Linked DNA regions of Mus musculus: region 1 is linked to region 2. Evidence: chromatin loops called from intact Hi-C (ENCODE). Cell type or tissue: left cerebral cortex. All regions are shown on one strand.

The links. Peaks named below come from ENCODE experiments on the same cell type or tissue, not always from the same donor. Only the 100,000 strongest peaks of a DNase experiment are listed, where the experiment ranks them.
Region 1: a loop joins it to region 2, with 5 times the contacts of the local background. A loop is called at or near these places in 1 of 42 quality-filtered maps.

Annotation. Positions count from the first base shown.
Region 1 is chrX:136,169,800-136,172,299 of GRCm38, forward strand. It overlaps Tceal8 (transcription elongation factor A (SII)-like 8), which reads right to left and starts at 2,452. Exons shown (of 3, transcript NM_025703.3): 1 at 2,333-2,452; 2 at 1,837-1,906; 3 at 1-1,250. The coding sequence starts at 1,223. The coding sequence ends at 870. In left cerebral cortex, no CTCF peak of the experiment used is centred here; DNase peaks (open chromatin) are centred at 1,106, 1,618 and 2,475; H3K4me3 peaks cover 993 bases; H3K27ac peaks cover 964 bases.
Region 2 is chrX:136,029,184-136,031,683 of GRCm38, forward strand. No RefSeq gene overlaps it. Among named protein-coding and RNA genes, the nearest start is that of Arxes1, 2.9 kb to the right of the region's middle. In left cerebral cortex, no CTCF peak of the experiment used is centred here; DNase peaks (open chromatin) are centred at 1,360 and 2,067.

The sequences.
Region 1 (2,500 bases), 140 kb after region 2:
ACTGGAATTCAAGGAAACCCAGCGGGATCTTTATACTTAAGACCCCACTGGCAGGATCCAGCAGACTTGGCCCTAGTTGGTAGGCAGGACAGGTCCCAGGGAAGAAAAGGGTGGGAACTCAGCAGAAGAAAAATGGCACGGAAGCCCAGCCCCCACCCCTCTGCATCTGAACACAGGCTGAGTGAGGCCATGTCCTCTCTCAAATATGGCATACTATGTTCCACACAGATCCCTGTGAGGCAAGTATTTCCCCCATGAAAAGACCAAGTCTTAACCAAGTGTGTCTATAATGATTGCCAGTTTTATTCCTCTGGCTAAGGAAGCCAGAGGGAATTCCAGGTTTACATTTCTGTTTAATAGTTCATCAAGAGTTTAGTGCCTTTATTGCCTCTACAAGCTGGTTACAAATTAATTTTAATTAACTCCCACTTATTAAAAAAATCTGCAGTTCTTTGTGAGACACGTATTCATTAAAAAAAATCAACATAAGTAAAAGGCAAAATTAAAACACACCACACCAAAAATAAGCACTGTAAATTTTTTGATACGTATAATTATACATGTACACACATAATTAGGAATTTTCCTATCTATGTGAGTTGATCCTAACTATGCTGCTGTTTTTTTCAATTTGCTGTCTAATTGTATATTTCCATGCATAAATGTGAAACTTTCCAACTGAAAGATAAACGTGGAAAATGGGTCAAAAATCCAAAATCCAATGAGATGCTGGTAACAACGAAACTACATAACAGAAAATACCGCCAGGTAATTATTATTAAAAGTAAAATGAAGTTCAAAGATACATCAGAAAATGCTAAGAGAAAGAAAGCAGCAGCCACATTTCAATATCAGAGAAAAAAACGATTTCAAGGCCTGAAGCACACAGGGTAAGGACGGCTTCGGGAATGTCTTTGCTTCCAATGCATCAACACGAACTTGTTTCTTACTCTTCTTATCTCTTCCCTAAGCCTTTCCAACTCATCTACGCCTCTTATCACTTCTTCGGGGTTCAGATGCCTTGCGGGAGTGTCCTCTTTGGGCTCTGGGCTGGGTTCAGCAGGCTCTCCTCTATGGCTCCCTTCAGTTTCCTCCCTCACATTTTCTCCAGAAGCCTGAAGAGTTTCTCCTGCCTGCTGTGGTGGATCTTCTGAAGGATGGCCTTCGTCTGCTTTTGGTGTGTTCTGGGGTGTTCCTTCGTTCTCGTCACAAGACTTTTGCATGTTGATTATTTTCTTAATGAATTAATCCTAGGGGGATAAAAACAAGGAAACAAAACCGACTAGGTGTCAGGCAGATGGACAAGCTTTTGTGTTCCCATAGCGACTGACTTTTGTTTCAGGTCACTTAATTGCCAAAAAGTTTTCTAACTAGACAAGTCAGGTTCTGAGCTCCTGACTCCACCCCTTCCTCCACCCCCCCCACCCCCCCCTTGCTCTCCAACTCCATCTTCTCCTGTCCCGGCTCCAGCCCACCATTTTCCCAGCAGGCCCTGCAACAAACCTCTCCTAGCACTGAAATGGGAGCGGCGTGGAAGCAATTAACCCTTCCCTCACCACATGGCTCTAACACTCCCGCCCTTTCGGGCTTTTCCAAGTCATCCCATCCTCAGCTTCTCACCAGCAACAGTCAGGTCAGCGGTCTCCTCTCTCTTTTAAATGTCTTTAGCCTCTCCCTTTCCTTCCTTCACCCCATTTCCGCAGCAGGATTTGCAGGGGCCTTCTGTGCTTAATCCGGATGGGAGGCAGCCGTGACGCCCCTGGGATGTGCTTTGGTGTCTTCCACACTCCTACCCCCACCCAAAGGGACCTGAAGCAATTGCACCCTTGCACTGACCTGTAGGTACCTGGAGATTTTCCTCTCTTCTTGCACCTCGATTTATGTCGCGCTCAAAAGATCAAGAGTGCTGAAGAAAGACAGGAGTTCTTGGTGAGCACACTAGTGCCTAAATCAAAAGGTCTTGCTAACGGATAGCACAAAGTTTTTCCACATCCCCCTCTTCTCCCTCCCTTTGTGGCAACCCCGCCTTCATCTGTACCCTGTTTCCCAGCAAGAGGGCAAAGAATCAGACAAGTTTTCCCCACAGTGTTATTGTTTCTTCTCTCCGTCTCTCGCAGTTCTCCTTTCCCCGTCTCTTTTCTTTCTCTGCCGGACTCGGTTAGCTACCTCCCTCCCAATCTGCCCCATCCCTCATCAAGCAGCCCCAAACCTCTCGCACAAAATAGTTTAGCAGAACCCTAGGATAAGAGAAAGAGTGCGGGATGAGCGTGCTTTCTGTTCTCTGCTCCCTCCACCCTATGATCTCTTAAGCCAGCGCCCACTATTAAAGTACCTGGAAGTAGCTGGGCCACTCTTCTCTAGCAGGACAGAGCTGCTACTGGGGAACTGGGCCTAGACTATAAGGACTTCTGCACACGTCGACTGCTGGTCACGTGAGGATCGCGTCATCAATGAGCTCCAGCCTTTGGTTACCCCTCCCATTAACATGCAGCCCGCCCCC
Region 2 (2,500 bases):
TCAAAGTGAATGGATGTGTTCTCTTCCAGAGATATTTGTTGTATACCTCAGAGCTCAAGTGTGAAATATATTTTGATATCATGTAGTGATACAAGCAATCTAGAGCAAGATTGTAGGAAGAAGTGAACCAGGCATGTATGTATGCCTGTTTTTAGCATGGAATCTGCCTAGATGCCAAGGACAGAGGAAAGAAAGCTGGGAGTCTTCTGCAAGACCCATCCTTGAGATGCAGAGCAGAAAGCAGGCTTGCTCAGAAGAGACCATCTCCAAGGGTTTTGAAAGGAGAGGACTTGAGCTGAGCAACTCCTTGCTATCCCTGTAAATACATTTATCAGGTAAGTAATTGCCATGCCAGGGAAGGCAGGATATATATATAGTAAGGCAGGAATTGGTTCCTGAGTGAAGCACCTGTACCTGAGGAACACATCAAGAACGAAGGATAGCAATTTTTACTGGGATTGTGATGAGTCTTTAGATTAGATTGGAAAAAATTAACATATAAATAATCAAAGTCTTCGGACACATGAACAAGATGTGCCTCCCAATTGACTGATTTAATTACTGGAGCAACATCTTGTAGTATTTAATATACAGACATAACTTCTTGTACATAGATAATCCACACAAGTGCTTCATATTTTGTGGTGATTTTTAAATGACAGTATTTCAAAAATACAAATACAGGCTATCATATATTCCCCAAAATGTTAGTGAACAAATATGCAATAGTTATTGTTCAAAAAAACTGATACAAAAAATGGTTAGAAGCACAATTCTAGCTTGTGAAAAGTACTTTCCTGCTTAACATCCATTTTCCTATACATTCACATATGTTTCAAGAAGTCATCAAAAATATACAGGAACTAGGGATCAAAATGCCAGTTTTTATTTGTTGACAATCTATAGAAAAATCAGTTTGTTGAGAGAACATAGAAAAGTCAGCTTTAATTAATATATATGGTTCAAAATTAATCTGTTGAAAGGTGTGGTTTTGCTTCTTCACCTCTCAGTAAATTTACCATAATGCATCCTTGGAATCTTGGGTGGTGAGAAAGACAGGAAGAAGGATATATATATATATATATATATATATATATGTGTGTGTGTGTGTGTGTGTGTGTGTGTGTGTGTGTGTGTGTATACACATATAAGTATATATGAATTTGTGATCATATGAACATATGTATATTTATGTTACTGGAGCTGCTAGGAATGGTTATCATGAGGAATACTTGAAATTAACTAACCAAATCATGCCATTTGCCATTCTTACTCAGATCCTAGCACATATTAGAAATCAGATTACCACCATTGTTATTTTCCCAGCTTTCCTTGGACAGTGTGGTTACCATGACAACCCAGTGCTTGCTGTGGAAACTGATGCGGTCTATGCTTTCACTTATGATTTATGCCTGAATCACTTATCACTATGGTGTTGTCATGTGTTGCTTTTCTAATTCAGATTTTTCTTCTAAAATTAATACTTGACATTTGAGATGTGATAGAGATTTTTCCTGCCCATTTACTCATTTATAATATGTTGGAGTCAATCTGACTCAGAGTCACATTTTTCTCAGAAGTTACCACCTTTGGCTATTGATGCATATATATGTATATGCATATATGTGCTAATTTTTCCACAATTTAGCCAATAAATGCCCCTTCAAGATAGTCTCAGTGTTAAGTTGATTTCTTCACAGAATTGCTTGAGCATATTATTTGCTTTCTAAAACATCTGCTTATCTGTACAAAGGAAGTAATGCTACCCACCTCAGAAGATAGCTTTTAAAAATGTCTAAAACTAGCAACTGACAGTGTATGGTATGTAGTTGCCCCTCAGCATATGGGACTTTCTGGCACTTGACCTGCTTGATTCAGTCAAGCAATATCTTTAACATCATCATGGACTGGCTACATAGTAAACAGGAAAAAAGCCCACAGATCTGTTAGGGGAGTCTCCGTTCCATTGTTCGGTGTGTAGGAAGAGTTGTGGGGTAAAGCTGGGACAAGAAAAAGCATCACTGTACAGCTTCCAGTGAATCGAGTCTGCCTTTCCCATCTGCTCGCTTTTATCTCTATTCCACATGCTTTCTCCCTTCCCTGTCTTTTACTATAATAGTCCAGAAAAGATGGTTAATGTGCAGTGCAGAATCTGAGGCTCAGAGTGAAGAAACAAGTCTGATGTAGAGTTAGTAGGATCGGCTTCTGGAGAGATTCTGTCCCCATTATGGGGACACTTTTAGTAAAACACTACCCAATCCACAAGTCTCCTCCACACTAGCAAGTAACAATTCTGAACATACCTGAACAAGAGACACTCTGAGGTTGAGATCCTACATGGGAAAGCATCCTATTGTCTCAGGGGGAGGGAAGGAGTTCTTTAAAGTAACTATCATCAGGTGGTTCAGAATTCCTAGAACTCTTCGTTAAATTTATGATACTTAAACCTGTGCTGTTTGCCATAGGCAAGGGTGAAGATTCTGCTAACTAGAATCAGGTT